2 separate regions of the Homo sapiens genome follow, and region 1 is linked to region 2. Evidence: chromatin loops called from intact Hi-C (ENCODE). Cell type or tissue: tibial artery. All regions are shown on one strand. Links, peaks and the distances in the headings refer to the core of each region. The heading gives the core; the rest is flanking DNA.

Evidence for each region. A loop is a pair of places that touch in the nucleus more often than their neighbours do. Peaks named below come from ENCODE experiments on the same cell type or tissue, not always from the same donor. Only the 100,000 strongest peaks of a DNase experiment are listed, where the experiment ranks them.
Region 1: it touches region 2 in a loop (3-fold over the local background); 2 of 110 quality-filtered maps call a loop at or near these places.

Annotation. Positions count from the first base shown.
Region 1 is chr16:24,115,336-24,123,669 of GRCh38, reverse strand. All of the region lies in intron 8 of PRKCB (protein kinase C beta), which reads right to left. Among named protein-coding and RNA genes, the nearest start is that of MIR1273H, 84 kb to the left of the region's middle. In tibial artery, for the core only: no CTCF peak of the experiment used is centred there; a DNase peak (open chromatin) is centred at 4,177.
Region 2 is chr16:24,180,110-24,188,443 of GRCh38, reverse strand. PRKCB (protein kinase C beta) reads right to left here. Exons shown (of 17, transcript NM_002738.7): 13 at 7,516-7,654; 14 at 3,253-3,333; 15 at 2,877-2,984. Among named protein-coding and RNA genes, the nearest start is that of MIR1273H, 19 kb to the left of the region's middle. In tibial artery, for the core only: no CTCF peak of the experiment used is centred there; no DNase peak of the experiment used is centred there.

The DNA.
Region 1 (8,334 bases), core at 113-8,112, 65 kb after region 2:
CTTTGCAACTCCATCTTTCTTTTATCCCTCATGTCTCAACCATAACCAGAACTGTCATTTCTTTCCTCCCAGCTGTCTCTAGAATTCATCTACTTCTTTCCATCTCAACCATCACTACCTGCCATCATCTCTCACCTGCACAAGGCACAGTGATTTCCCTTACACTGGGTTTCACACACAACCACAGTGAGCCTCTCATCCAACCAAGTCCCCTCCTGCTTAAAATGTCTCAGTGGCATCCCATCATTTTCAGGGTAAAGATCGAGGTGCTTTCATGGACTTGTGTGTTTAGGCCCTACCTGGCTTTCCAGCTCCATCATTGCTAGGGTGCTTCTTCTCTGCAATGTAGCTTCATTCTCCTTTCACTCCCCTGGATGTCCCAGGCCCCTCCAACCACAGGGCCTTTGCACCTGCTGCTGCTACTGTGGTACAAATGGCTATTCTCTCCCCTTCAGCAACCCAGCTTGGGGTTCACATTTTCATGGCTCAGGGAAGCCCTCATCGATTCTCTCTGTCTGCACTAGGTTCTCCTCTGATTTTCTTCCTTCATCCACTTCTCTTCCCATAAATACTGGAGGATAACTGCCTGTTCACTTGTTTCCTTCCAATAAATTGGAGACTGTTGTGGACACGGAATATTTCTCATTCTCCATGGTTTTCCTGACAACTAGTATAGTTCCCAACTAAATATTTGTTGCATAAATGGATGAGTGAGGGCCACGTGTGTCCTCAGTGCAATGGGAGAGGGACTCCTTGCCATGAGCTGTGGAATGGGGCTCAGAGTGGCAGCAGGTGCTTTGGAATGAGGCAAAAACTGGAAGCCATGAGTGGGAGACCTGCAGCTGCCAGGACTTCGTTACTGGATTCACGTTTAGCAGAGAGAAAACTGTGGAGTTAAAAGCTCATGTGTGGCTGGGCACAGTGGCTCACACCTGCAATTCCAACACTTTTTGATGCTGAGACAGGAGATTCGATTGAGGATAGAAGTTTGAGAACAGCCTGGGCAACATAACAAGACCCTGTCTCTACAAAAATAAAGAAAGTTAGCCAGGCAAGGTGGTGTGCACCTGTCATCCCAGCTACCTGGGAGGCCAAGGTGGGAGGACTGCTTTAGCCCAGGAGTTAGAGGCTGCTGTGAGCTATAATCACACCACTGCCCACCAGCCTGGGTGACAGAGTGAGATCCCATCTCTCTCTCACTAAAAAAAAAAAAAAAAAAAGCCTCGTGGTAGAATCCTCTGACATGAATCAGCTGTGTGGCCCAGAATACATCAGTTAAGTCATAACATTCCTCTGCCCAATATATATACCATCCCATTATTCTCAAAGTAAAAGCCAAAGGCCACAGATGACTGAGCCCCTCTGATTTCAGCCTCCTTTCTACTTCCGCACTGGCCTCCTTGCTGCTCTCTGAATGCACCAAACATGCTCTTACCCCAGGGCCTTTGCACCTGCTGTTCCCTCTGCTCAGAGCACTCTTTCCCCAGAACTCTCTCACCTCTGATAAGAGGGCTCTTCCCTGAACACCCTACATAAAATTGCTCTCAGCAATCTCCATCCGCCTTACTTACTTGATTTTCTCTAAAACACTTGTCACCATCTTACAAACCATATATTTACTTGTTTCCCAATTTATCATCTTTCTCCTTATACCAGAATGTAAGCTCCCCAATGGCAAGGATTTTGTCTGTTTTGCTTTCCACTGTTTCCCTGGTACCTAGAGGAGTATGGCACAGAGAAGGCACTTAATTTGCATTTGGTGATTGAAGCTTCCTAAACATTCATCACCTTTTCAAGACATGGAGATGATGACATGAAATGATGTATCACAGAGTCCTTAGTATCATTCCTGGCACACAACACATGCTCAGTGAATGGTAGCTATTATTATTGTTGCATTATTTGGTTGCTTTGAAGATAAAGAGGCAAAATAAATCTTTCCAAAGTTTTGAATATCAGGGAAGATTCATTCATTCATTCAAAAAACATTTATTGAGGCTGGATGTGGTGGCTGATGCCTGTAATCACAAAGCTTTGGAAGGCTGAGGCAGGACTGCTTGAGGCCAGGAGTTCAAGACCAGCCTGGGCAACACAGCCAGACCCTATCTCAAAAAAAAAGTTTAATTAGCTGGACATGGTGGCAGTGGGCCTGTAGTCCCAGCTACTTGGGAGGCTTAAGGCAGGAGAATCCCTTAAGCCCAGGAGTTGGAAGCTGCAGTAAGCTCTGATCACTGTATTGCACTCCAGTCTGGGCAACAGAGCAAGACTCTGTCATAAACAAACCAACAAACAAATCAAAAATTCTTGTTGAGTACCTGCTACATGCTAAGTGCTCCTCTAGGTGCTGAGGATACATCAGAGGGCAAAATGGATACAGATACTCTGAAAAAACGTGCATTCTAGCTGGGATTGGGTCCTCCATACTGTGTCCAAAAGGTATGTTGGGGTTGCTGAAGTAGATAAACTGGTATTGGCAGCAGGAACAGCATTTATGGAACAGAGGGGAAGACACATTCAAGGAATGAAACATCGTCTGGCTGGATCATGAAATGCAAGGCAGATATGGCACAGGAGGCAGACAAAGTGTTGAAAGGACCTTAAGAAATTCAGGCTGACTATGAGCATGACAGACAGCCTTTGAAAGGTTTGAAGCAGGGCTATGGTATGACCATACATATTTAACAGGTCACTCTGAGTGGAGAGGAGACCCCCCAGCACGTGGGCTGAGTGATCACTAGGAAGTCACTGCATTATCAAGGAGAGAAATGATGAGCCAGGCATGGTGGTGTGTGCCTGTAGTCCCAGCTACGCGGGAGGCTGAGGTGGGAGGATCCCCTGAGCCCAGGAGTTGGAGGTTGCAGTGAGCCATGATTGCACCACTGCACTCCAGCCTGAGTGATAAAGGGAGACCCTGTCTTAAAAGAAAAAAAAATGATGGACTCAGTTGTCTGCAGTGTAGACTGAACAAAGTGGATCTATTTGGGAGACAGACTGACCCCAGATGGGTAGCAGATTGGGCAAGGGAGAAGGGAGATTGGAGATGAAGGACAGCTCCCCAGCCTCTGTTCTGACCAACTGGCAGGATGCTGGTTGTTTCCACTGAGATGAGAAGAAGCGGAGGAGGAGCAAGTTTGGAAGTGTGGGGAAGAGGGTGGGCAGAGATGACCGGTGTGATTTCAGGCATGTTGAGATCCCCTCTTCCCCACAGCAGCTTAAAACTTCAAGGTTTATTTCTCCCTCATGGGGTGCATATTCCACTGTTACCATATAGGAACCATGGCTAACAAAGCATCCGCCATTTTCTCTTTATTCATGTTTTGAAACTTGAGGTGGGCACCGCAAAGTGCACCAATCTCACGTGCACAGTTCTGTAGATTTTGACAAATGTGCACACCCATGTAACCCAAACCCCAAACAAGACGCGGAACATTTCCATCACCCTCCAAAAGTTCCCAGTCGACGCCCCCCGCAACCCCCGCCACTAAGGCAATCTCTGTTCCAGTTTCTATCCCATAGGTCAGTTTTGTCTGTTCTTGAATTTCATCTGAACAGCATTGTAGAGTGTGTACTCTTGTGCCTGGCTTCTTTCACTCATCAAAATGTTCTTGAAATGCATCCATGTTTTTGCATAAATCGGTAATTTGTCTCTTTGTATTGCTGAATGGCACTCATTGTTGATGTTTATCCCGTCTCCTGTGTACAGGCATTTGAGTTGTTTCCCCTTTCGGCCTACTAACAACGCTGCTGTGAATATACTTGGTCAGTTTACTTTGCAGTAAGATATGTTGAGGTTTAACCCAAGTGTAAATACCCAGTAAGCAGTTGTATACATGGGTTTGGGGCTTGAGCAAAGATATCTGGACTGGAGACAGAGATTTGGGGTGTAGAGGCAACGAGGGGGTAGTTAAAACTACAAGGTCATCTTATTTGCAATGGAAACTGCAAACAAAAGAGCCAGGGTAGGACAGAAGCCGTCTCACCTTTCTCGGGCTATGTCCTCACACCCTCCTAAATCATCACCCCCAAGCTGGCCTGACCCAAACACTTTCCCTACTCCCCTCCCTGCTGCCCCATCACCTTAGCACCATGTGTCCTGCCTTCTTTGAATCCTGGCTCAGGACCCATCTGATTCACAGTCTCCATTCTCCAGACTGTGAAGATCCAAGTCCTGCCTGCCCCAGTTCCCATTTCCCATCCTGGGAACTTTCCCATCCACCTGCGGGTCCCAGCACACACTCCCCATGAAACGTGAGCACGGACCTCAAACTTCCTGATTTCTTCATTTGACTTTGCGTAGTGGACAGATAAGGACTTTTTTGGGGGGGTGGGAAGAGGGGTTGATTTTTTCCTTGTCCTTCAAGGAGCAGCTAACAGCCTCATCCCTCAGCACTAGAAACTCCCTTCTCTCCTCTGAATCTGGGGCTGGCACCCCTCTTTCCTCCCTCCCTCCCAGCTTGCTTTTATAACTTTTCTCATGGGCATGTTAATTTAACTTCTAGAATCTAGATCAGAAGTCTAATAACCCTGGAAAAAAAAAAAAAGAAGTCTGATAACCCTGTTGGTCTGGTCTGCACAGAGTTTGTTGTCATTTTAATATTTAATTAGTTGCCAACTGTTGAAAATTTGGAGATATGAAAACCCAGATCCCCAGCTTCTTTTGAAGAAGGGGATCTGCTAACACTGGGTGATGCCAAGCTCTTTCGCCTTCTTGTTGTTTGCCTGGCTCCTGAAAACACCTGGGTTTGTGGCCCCTACTCAGTGAGCCTTCAGAGGACAGGAGCCCTGTCCTTTGTCCTTTGAAATATCCCATTGTTCCAAGGGGACAATGCCTAGCACACACTGCATCAAAGAGCGAACATTTTAAAATTGAGGCACAAATTAAACTCGTCCTTTATCTTGCTGTGTGGGATGTGCTTTCAGAAACAGGAATACACTAATGGTTGCCTTTTCATGTCTGCGATTTAGAGCCCTAGAACTCAATGCTAAGAGAGAAAGCAAATAGCATTTCTGAGCAAAGAGCCAAGCCACCTTCCAGACAGCACGAGGGGACAGTGGAGAAGCCCTGGCAGCCAGACTCTGGGCTCCACTCCCGATGATGAATGCCTGTCCTGGCTAAAACTGCAGATTCCTCTGCCACTCCACCCCTACAAGGAACTACTACAGGCACTCCCAGCTACCCAGCAGTGGGGCAGGGACCTCTGTAGGCTAGGAGTCCCTGTAGATTTTCCCTAACCTCCAAGCAGCCCTTCCAAAGCCCAGAAAGAGGATGTTCTGAGCTTTATTTATCCCGAAGGGGGAGACAATAATTATAACAACCACCATGATGCTAGCATCTAACATCTGGATATGTATGACATGTGAGACACTCTGCTAAACGCATTACCTCATTCAATCCTCACATAACCTCATGAGGTAAGAAGTGCTATAATTCCCCATTTTACAGGTAGGGAATCAGAAGCTCAGAGAGACAAAGCAACTTGCTTACAGCCACTCAGCAAGGAGGTGGCAGAACTGGGATTCAAATCTAGGCAGTCTGGCTCTCAAGCAATCACACTTAACCATTAGGCTACATTGCACAGGTACAATCGCTGGTGTTCCTCCAAGACACCACCAGCATGCTGCTCTCTACACCTAGGGCTGCTAACAGCAAACACCTGTGATTCTTTGCCTGTAGCTTATTTTCTGGTTATAGGAGCGGGCACAGCGCACAGGGCACATTGAAAGTGCGGGTGAGTGGATTTCCCTGGGAGCAGCCCTTAGCCTGCAACGGAAGGGGAGCCGACGGATAACCCCTCAGCTTCCTGTCCCTTGATTGGGAAATTCTGAGGCATGCATTCCGCGCTGACTTGAGAGTTCTCCAGCAGGGTTAAACCCTAGCTGCCCACAGCAGTAGTCTGCTTGATAATACTTACTTTCCTGGTTTCCCACCTTTTCTGGCAATGCTTCCTTATTAACTTATGGTGCTTCCAGGATCACCTCTCAAATAAAGTACTTGCACTTGAATCCTTATAGTCTGTTTCTGGGAAAACCCAAACCCAGGACAATGACTGGCTCTGGGACCTTATAAAGTTACTTAAACCTCTGTGGGCTTCAGTTTCTTCATTTGTAAAAGTAAAATAGCGTGATAATAGTACCTACCATTCTAGGTTGTTGTAAGGATTAAATTACCTGAGTTAATATTTGCAAAGCACTTAGAATCATAAATGGCACACAGTAAGCACTTTGTTATACAAATAAATTTTAAGACTCTGAGAAATCCCACTGTGCGCCATCCAAAATGGAGTCTTCTTTTCCAAAGCCCACGGTCGACTGAAAGCCCCCTAAGCAAACAGCCAGCTCTGATGTTCTGAAGTATACCACGTGTGGTAACTGCGCCAAGCTCACACTACCATGAAATTCTATTACCCCAATTCTAGCAGCTCGATTTTACTGTCACTCAGAATTCCTCCAGATAAGAGGCTTGAAAGTAATTTCTGAGTCATTCCGGGTGCTAATTGGTTATCGCCCAGGGATTACATTTCTCATGTTCAAGGTCAACTGAAATTCCTCTGTGAGCCTGAGAACAATTTTCGGTCTGTTGGAAACATTTTTTTAAATCAACAAGTACAGTATGCAGCGATTATAATTCAGGCATAAACAAGCATTTGCAGGCTCTTGCTAGAAAGAAAGGGACACAATTTCTTGCATGCGGATAAAACAGTCTCCTATTCCAAGCCAATTACTGGCCCAGACAAATGCTCTGTTTGTGTAGCAAATCTTTTCCTTGGTGTTCTGAAATGTCACCCCAGCTGCCCCAGGACAGAAAAAAATCATTTTGCAAAACTGAGACTTGGTTATATACAAGAAAATACTGGCCTTGTGTTTTTCACCCGTAATAGTACATTTCTATAACAGCAGCAAATGATACCACTTCATCAGCAAGTTGGGGGAAAGAGACAGAAAGTGTTCTCTGGAAAGACTGCCTTCCTGTCTTAATTTTTATCAAACAGTATCCAGTTTTTAGTTCTACTTGGAGGGAAGGTTCTTTTTTCAGTTCACTTGGGCTTGAGTCCAAGACTTTGGGAACAAGCCTCTGTTATCAAGGTCACTGGAGAATGACTGATAAGCTCAAGGCCAATGTGTCTGTTCCACTTGTTCCCAGGAAGGGAGGACCCCACTGGGTCAGAACTATCACTATCTTCCAGCATGTCGGGTGGGCATAGGCTCAAGACAAGGAATTTGGGAATACGTAAGTGCTATTTCTTTTTTTATTTTTTTTTAAATATATATTTTTTAATAATAGAGGTAGGGTCGCTATGTTGCTGAGGCTGGTCTCGAACTCCTGGGCTCAAGCAATCCTCCTGCCTCAGCCTCCCAAAGTGCTGGGATTATAGGCATGAGCCACCGTGCCTGGCCCCTAAGCGCTATTTCTATCAAGTTGAGGGGAGAACAAACTTGATAGTTTGTTTCTTTCAACAAACAAACTTGTCCTTTATCTTGCTGTGTACGATGTGCCCTCAGAAACAGGAATACACTCACTAATGGCTGCCTTTTCATGTCTGCAATTTAGAGCCCTAGAACTCAAAGCCCCGTAACCAAACAGAGGCAACCAACTCTGACGTACTGAAATATACCACGTGTGGTAACTGGGCTCTTGGGATAAATGCTAAAATCCTTGGGATATCACGCCTGTAATCCCAGCACTTGGGAGGCCGAGGCAGACGGATCACGAGGTCAGGAGATCGAGACCATCCTGGCTAACATGGTGAAACCCCATCTCTACTAAAAATACAAAAAATTAGGCAGGCGTGGTGGTGGGCACCTGTAGTCCCAGCTACTCGGGAGGCTGAGGCAGGAGAATGGCGTGAACCCAGGAGGTGGAGCTTGCAGTGAGCCGAGATCTCACCAGTGCACTCCAGCCTGGGTGACAGAGAAAGACTCTGTCTCAAAAAAACAAAACAAAACAAAACAAAATCCTTGGGATAAATGCTCTTGGGTAAATGCTCTTGGGATAAATGCTAAAATCTTTGGGATAAATAGTCTTGGGAAAAATGCTCTTGGGTAAATGCTCTTGGGATAAATGCTATCCTTGGGATAAATACTCTTCGGATAAATGCTAAAATCATCGGGATAAATACTTTTGGGATAAATGCTCTTGGATAAATGCTCTTGGGATAAATGCTAAAATCCTTGGGATAGATACTCTTTGGATAAATGCTCAAGTCCTTGGGATAAATACGCTTGGGATAAGTGCTCTTGGGTAAATGCTCTTGGGATAAATGCTAAAATCCTTGGGATAAATATTCTTGGGATAAATGCTAAAATCCTTGGGATAAATACTCTTTGGATAAATGC
Region 2 (8,334 bases), core at 192-8,191:
AATTCGGAGTCTCTGCCCAGTTCCCGCACTCTGCTCTAATGTGCCCGAAGCCATGTAGACAGCTGGATTTAATCACTGTTCCAATCTCTGATCACCTCCCAGACGTATCCCCTGGGGCTCGCTGTTCCAGAGGAAGCATTTGGCTGTTTGCTTGAGCATCACTCGTTTTTGGAGTACCCTCCTTGAAGGAAGAGCCCCATTGGACTCAGCCCACTCAATTAATAATGGTCCCCAAACTCAATAGTAAGAGAGTCACCCCAGTTAATCATGAAGGTTATGGGTCCTGAATTAATAGAAAACGGCTCTACCAGGGAAACTGCTAATTGGAGCAGGAGCTGAAGGCAGCTGACCTGGAAAATGCTCTTTCCTCCATGACCCATTTAGAACCCCCAGCTGTCCAGGCAGGGCGGGCGTGTGAAGGGGAGGACCCTGTGGATGTATTAAACACCTACTATGTGCCCACATCATGCAAGGAGCTTTCTCTTATGTTATCTCATTTAATGCTCTCAAAAACTCTTTTCAATGAGTACTACTATTCCATTTTTTAAAATAAACAGAAGCCCAGAGATGCAAAGGAAGTGGCTTAAGATCTTGCACCTAGGCTGGGTGCAGTGGCCCATGCCTGTAATCCCAGCACTTTGGGAGGCAGAGGCAGGAGGATCCCTTGAGCCTGGGAGATCAAGGCTGCAGTGAGCCATGATCACTCCACGGCACTCTAGCCTGGGCGACAGAGCGAGACATTGATAAAACAAAACAAAACAAAACAAAACAAAACAAAACAAAACAAAAACACCTTGTGCCTAGAAAGTAGAAGGGTCAAGATTTGCAAAGGGTCCCTTGATCTCCAAAATCCCCTACTTTAAAAGTTGCAATTCCAGGGGATGCAAACTCAAATGCCAAGAGGAACCTGGCAGATAACACAATAGCGTCAGCACTAGTAATAGTAATAATAACTTCCAAGGGGCTTGGAGCAGAGTGCCAGCCTCTATTCTAAGTGATTTACAGTATTCAGCTGTTTAGTCATCAAAGAACCCAATGTGGAGTGCTATTATTATCCCCAATCTGCAGATGCCGTCAAACAACTTCCCCAAGGTCCTGCGGCAATTAATGCCTGAACCAGGATTTGAACTTGGAGAGAATTGGCCAAATGAGAACGTCTGAGAATTACAGAGGGCAAGCTCCAACTACAGAGGGCCATGGTTTCCAATCCAGCTGACTGGTGCTTTGTAAGAATGACAGGCCAATGTGGCAAGATCTGATTTTTCAAGAGAAACCTGAAAGCTGAATGTTTTTGAGAAATCTCTGGATCCTTATATGCTGGTAATTATTAAACAAACTAAAAGCTCCAGGTACCACCTTCTCTCTACCCGCCCCCACCCTTCAATAACTTGTCTACGGGGGCCTGTGGAGGCCTTCGTGTGTGCCTTTTTTTTCTTTATGGGCTTTGCTTGGGTTCCTAATGCACCTCTGGGACTCCCCTCTCTATTCTTCACTTTCTTTCTCCCTGCCTCACACCCTCAAAGAAAATATTTTCAAGCAATTCACTTTAGATGTTCGGGATTGAGACTAATTCACAGGTGGTTTCCCCAGGGATACATGCATCTTAGCCTATGCAGCTGAGGTGCAAACCTTAGGTGATTCATTGAGAGTGGGAATTTAGGCAGTGTGACAAGGCGCTTTTAGGCTGAGAGGCTGGCCCAGCTATTCCAAACTGGGCCAAGCCTCAGATTGGCCTGCCTGAGTTTCCCAGCTTTCCTTCACCCAAGACAGTGCATCCAGCATCTGGCTGGGGTCAGGAAGAACAAAGTAGGGCATGAAAAGTCTGCAAGCATCCCACAGATCTAGGACTGGCAGCCCTGGTTTATTCAGACACACAGGTGGGAACCCACTGATTAAGGCACGGCCATGTTCTAACCTGTACCACTGGGTGGAGGGAGAGCAAATCCTTTATTAGTATATTATGTGTAGAACATATTTTCTGGGCGTCTAATTCTATTGCTTTCAGGCTTCCATCAGAGTTGAAAAATCACTTCATTTGGACAGTATTTTTAAAGGCAGTGGTCTGCAAGCCAAATGGAGACTTTTCCAAAATACTCATACCCAGACTTAATCTCTGGGGTAAGGCAGAAGCATGTGCATTCTGGTAAGGCACTTCGGGTTATTCTGATGGCTCCAAAGGTGAGGGTCGCTGATCTTTAGGATCTCACAGAAGTCACTGTGAGTATGCCCTGGTCCAACACAAGATGCAAAACAAACAATCCTTCCCCATAAACACACATCCTGCTTTCTTCACAGGTGCCCTGTGCATAAACCGTAGATGTCCAAGCGTGCATGCCCTTTTAGCCATTTGTGTGTGTGTCTGGGGAGAGGAGACAGTGGGATTTTGAGTACATTGAATTTCAGTCTGCTTATCTAGAGAATTCCTTAACCTCAACACGGCGTGGTATTTTTTAGAACAAAAGTTGCACGCTCTTAGTATTAACTAAACACATACAGCAGAGCAGGGCAAGATAGCCTGAGTTGTGCAAAAGACCTCTTGTGCCCTTTCCCATGACTTCCAGCTCTTTGACAAAATCTCTGTGCTTTCTACCTCATTCATTCAATAAGCATTCCCCTGTGCTGGTTCAGAGACTGCAGCCCAGCCAGCAGCAAGACGCAGCTGCAGGCAGCTCTCTACAGCACTTCTGTGCAAATCAGAAAAAAAGCTCTCTCTCCTCCGGGAGGTAGCAGCTCCACATCAGGGTTCTCATATTGGCAAATGGAGTGAAGGGTGGAGTTCAGGCTGTGTTCCCCCCTGGTGGGGTGTTCTTGGGCAAGGTACAGCCCACATGCCTTTATGTGGTGGTCCTGGTCACAGCTTTAAGAGATGCACTTACCCCTTTGCAGATGGCCACAGCTTCCTTGGACATAGACTTGGGATAGGCTACGTTGTGTTCCATGATGGATTGGAAGAGTTCATCTTCATCCTCCCCTTCAAAGGGTGCCTGTATGACAGGGGAGGGTGGGAGGAGAAGAATCCCTGCTTGAACCCTCCCCCTAGCTCCCCTCAACTGGCAGACCCTCCTCCCTGGGGCCCACAGTGAAGCCACACACCCAGGCTTTCAAATGACCACAGACTTGTATGACCCCAAGGCCGGGAAAGTCATAGAGGTTCCAATTTATGAGCTGTTACCAAACATGCATTCTCCTAAAGAAACCATGTGGATGGGGGTAGGGAGGACTTCTCTTATCGATCACTTAAAATTCAATTACCTGCCCAGCCAACATTTCATACAGCAGGACTCCAAATGCCCACCAATCCACGGACTTCCCATAGGGCTGATAAGCAATTATCTAGAAAAGAGAAGGCACCCTATCAGGGAGGTTTGCAGTTCATGTTTCTTCTGGAGACAGATTTCACTCTTCTTTTACAAGAAGGCCAGTGCCCACCTGAACTGTTTCTTTATATTAGCTATTCAGGGAATGACAGACATGCTTTGCAGAGGCACCTGCAGCTGGGCAAACACCTGTGGCTGTCACATTGCCTTTTCGAAGCACTAAGTAAGGTGTATTGTTATTATTATTTTCAAAACAGTGAGCATGGAATTTTTAAAAGGAAAAACTGTCTTTACTCCTCTGTAAAAGTTACAACATTTACACAATAATGTAAATATACTTAACACTACTAAATTGTATACTTAGAACTGGTTAAAATAGTAAATTTTACGTTACATGTTTTTAAAACATAATTAAACATAAAAACGTTTAAGAGATAACAACATTTGTCACTATTTTAATATTTCTTTATAAAAGATAGCTCAGCTGAGATAATAACATGAAAATCACCCATAATCCTTTATTAAGAGAAAAATTATGACTAATATTTGGTCTACTTCATTCCATACTCTTTTCTCTGAATACATATTAAACTCTGTGTGTATGTGTGTGCTTTACATAAACACTTTAGTATTTGGACGATTTTTTTTCTTTTTTTCTTTTCTTTTTTTTTTGAGATAGTGTCTCTTTTTGTCACCCAGGCTGGAGTGCAGTGGTGAGATCATAGCTCACAGCTCACAGCCTTGGCCTCCTGGGCTCAAGCAATCCTCGCACCTCAGCCTCCTGTGTAGTTGGGACTACAGGTGCTCACCACCATGCTAATTATTTAATTTTTTGTAGGGATGGGGTCTCTCTATATTGCCCAGACTGATCTCAAACTCAAGCAAAGCTCCCATCTTGGCCTCCCAAAGCACTGGGATTATGGGCAATAGATCTTTAATAAAGCCAGTTATTCACTTAAGTTTTCCTTGCTAATTTAATATTTGTATATGAACATAATCAATTTTTATCTGTGCATAGCATTCCGTTGAATGGATATACCAAAATCTATCTTATAAATTTCCAGTTGATTAGGTTTCTTCCAATGCTGTAACATATATTCTTGTAATTAGACATTTGGACATCTGTCCAAGTATTTCCTTAAGATAAACTCCTAGATGTAGAATTGGTGTATCATATGGTATATATGGTTGTGAAGTTTTTAATTCATATTCCCAAACTGCAAGAACATGGAAAAGTCTAGAAGAGCTATGTGATTGTCCATCTTTCAGTATGCAGGGATGTAAAACTAACCATGTCAGAGGTTAAGAGGTAATACAGCAAAGGCTAAAGGCTGAGGTCTGAGGGTTAGGCAGTCTGACTTTGAATCCTGACTGCTGTCTACCGGTTGGCTGTCTGACCACAGGAGAAGTTACTTAACTTCTATAATCTCTATATCATGAAGTTATGTGAGGATGAATGAGATACTCGGTGGCTTTCACATATTATGCCCTCAAAATGTTAACTAATCCTAGAATGTTTTATAATTCAGTTATTGCTTGTTTAACTCAAAAAGGGTATTTGAGCAAACTTGGCTATAAAGTGAATGTTTGTTTCTTGATCTCTATCTCCCACTTTGATTTCTATTCCAAAATCAGAAATGCAGAGATGTTGATTACAGGATACAAAATTTCAGTTAAGTAGCAGGAATAAATTCAAGAGACTTATCGTGTAACACAGTAACCATAGTTAATAACAATCTATTGTATTCTTGAAAATTGCTAAGAGGGATTTTTAAGTGTTTTTACCATAAAAAAATAAGTATGTGAGACAATAAATATGTTAATTAACTCAACTTAGCCATTCCACAATGTATGCATATTTCAGAACAACATGTTGCACATGATAAATGTATACAATTTTACTGGTCAATTATGAATGAATGAAATGCATTCTGAGAAGTAACCCTCAAGACAAGGAAGGGAAAGCATTCCAGGAGAACACTTCTCATTGAACGTGTTTTCCACTTTGGGAGGCCGAGGCGGGCGGATCACGAGGTCAGGAGATCGCGACCATCCTGGCTAACACGGTGAAACCCCGTCTCTACTAAAAAAATACAAAAAAAATTAGCTGGGCGTGGTGATGGGCACCTGTAGTCCCAGCTACTCGGGAGGCTGAGGCAGGAGAATGGCATGAATCCAGGAGGCAGAGCTTGCAGTGAGTAGACAGAGTGAGACCCTGTCTCAAACACACACACACACACACACACACACACAAGAAACAATGTGGGATGCCCAAGCATCATCCCATTAGAATCTCTGCAGGTGGAGGCCCAGGATCTGTGGTTCTCAGAAGTTCCTCGCTGGTCGTGATTCAGGCAAGCACAAGAAACCCTCAACTGTGTGGCTGGTGAAGTTGCCTCCCCTCCAGCCCACAGATGGGAGGGATAAGCAGCAGGTCAGGCTTTGTCATGAGCTAACCACATCACCTTCGGCAACTGCTGTCACATCCCAGGCTCTAGTTTCCTTTGTAAAAGGATTAACTTGTTGGCTTGTCATGAGGATCAAATAAGACTTGAAGTACTTTAAAAGTGTGGAAACACTTTCTTTCTTTCTTTCTTTCTTTTTTTGAGACAGAGTCTCGCTCAGTCGCCCAGGGTGGGGTGCAGTGGCATGATCACTGCTTACTGCAGCCTCTACCTGCTGGGCTCAAGTGATCCTCCCACCTTAGCCTCCTGAGTAGTCAGGACAGCAGGGGTGACCTAGTGCACCTGGCGAATTTTTAATTTTTTTTGTAGAGATTAGGGTCTCACTATGTTGTCCAGTCTGGTCTCAAACTTCTACCCTCAAGCGATCTTCTTGCCTCAGGCTCCCAAAGTGCTGAGATTACAGGAGTGAGCCACCATGCCCCAGCTGCATCCTACATTGTAAAAGCTCCCTCACGACTCTAAACTGCAGTTAGAGTTGAGAACCAGAGATTATGGAACCCCTGGCCTATCAGGAAGTTGTGTTATGGATTGTGTCCTATCTAATTAATTAACAAAATGATAATAGACCAAAGCATATCACATAGGGAAAACTTCACTGGGTCCGAGTAAAGCCTTATTATTTTTAAAGAATTACTTTATTACTCAAGTAATACCCAAATACATTTACCTTGTAAAAAATGTCAGCAGTATACAGAAATAGCTAAATTTCTCTTTACAATTCCCTTATCCTCAGAGGTAACCAGTGTTATAAAATCAGTTTGAAATCTTCCAGATTTTTGTATGCTTTTACTCATTGAAAACAGAACAGTGTTCTGTGTATTTCTGTTTCATCCATAAATAGTATCATAGTGTTATTTGTCATTCTTCTTCTTTTTTTTTTTTTTTTTTTTGAGACAGGGTCTTACTGTGTCACCCAGGCAGGCTGGAGTGCAGTGGCATAATCACGGCTCACTGCAGCCTGGACCTCCTGGGGCTCAGGTGATTCTCTTACCTCAGCCTCCCAAGTAGCTGGGACTACAGGCATGTGCCACCACACCCGGCTAATTTTTGTATTTTTTGTAGAGACGAGGTCTCGCCATGTTGGCCAGGCTGGTCTGGAACTCCTGGGCTCAAGTGATCCACCTGCCTCTGCCTCCCAAAGTGCTGGGATTACAGGCGCGAGCTGCCACACCTGGCCTTGTATTTGTCATTCTGTACCTTGATTTTTTTCTCTAACAATGTGTCTTGAAGATCTTTTCACATCTACATATATATCTAACTCACTCTTCTGAATTGGTGCCTGGTAGTATTTCATGCTATAAATAAATCACGGGCTATTGTCCATTTTCCTGCTGAGGGACATATACAGGACACAGATCCCATGTCATATGCCAGCCCAGGGGATATGCTCTTTTTCTCTCAACAAACATTTCAATGTCATAATTAGGCGGTATCACATGGCCGTGAGCCACAACAGTTTGACGAAGAATTTTACTGATGTGTGTTGGATGGTTCTTTTGGGTTTTATTTAAATTTTCTCCCAAACCTTGATGTATTTTGGGCTTGGGCTTCTGGATGTGTGCTAAATTAATTTGCATGTGTGATCTCAAAGGGAGGATTTAGAGTATAGAATAAGAATCTGTCCGAGGTTCCCTTGCAAGGTACCACCCTCAACCCTTCCCAGCTCTCACACAGCCATCTGGGGAGCAGAGGGTACATCACCGCAATGTGAACGTGTGCCCAGCAGCTCTCACCTCGGGGGCGATGTAGTCTGGAGTGCCACAGAATGTCTTGGTTGTCACCCCATCCCAGATGTTTTCCTTACACATGCCAAAATCGGCAATCTTGATGTGTCCCTCAGAATCGAGCATCACGTTGTCAAGTTTTAGGTCACTATGGCAGACACAAGAATTTAGAGATTTAATTAAACGCTATGCATTTCAAGCCAACCAACAGCCACTCATTATGCATAAAACACTGTGTTAGGTGTTGTGTGGGCACAAAGGTCAGTAGAAACCAGCCTTTGACCTCCAACAGCTTACAGTCTGGCAGGGAGATAAAAAGAGGTCCGCAAGCCTCCGTGCTTTTCTTTTTCTACACAGCCAACTGTGCCAAGTGTCTCACAAGGACACAAAGAGACAGCACTTCTGAAAAGACGGAGATCCACAGAAAGTTAAGCAAAGGGCAGAGCATCCATGACGCTTCTTGGATCCAGGAAAATTCCAAGAATTTTCCTTTGCCACTTAAAGACTCCTTATATTTTGTAAGAAGATACATTTTTCAGAAAATTATTATTTTTTAAAATATCTCTAAAAATTACAAAGAAAAAAAGAAGCTGATTGAAAGAAATATTTAATGCTAAGTGTTCCCTGATCTCTTGGGCCACCTTCTAGGACATGACCCAGGAGTTTCCATCAATTCTTTGAATCAAAATACATTTGGCAGGGCACATTGGCTCACGCCTGCGATTCCAGCACTTCGGGAGGCCAAGGCAGGTGGATCACAAGGTCAGGAGCTCAAGACCAGCCTGGCCAATATGGTGAAACCCCGTCTCTAGTAAAAATACAAAAATT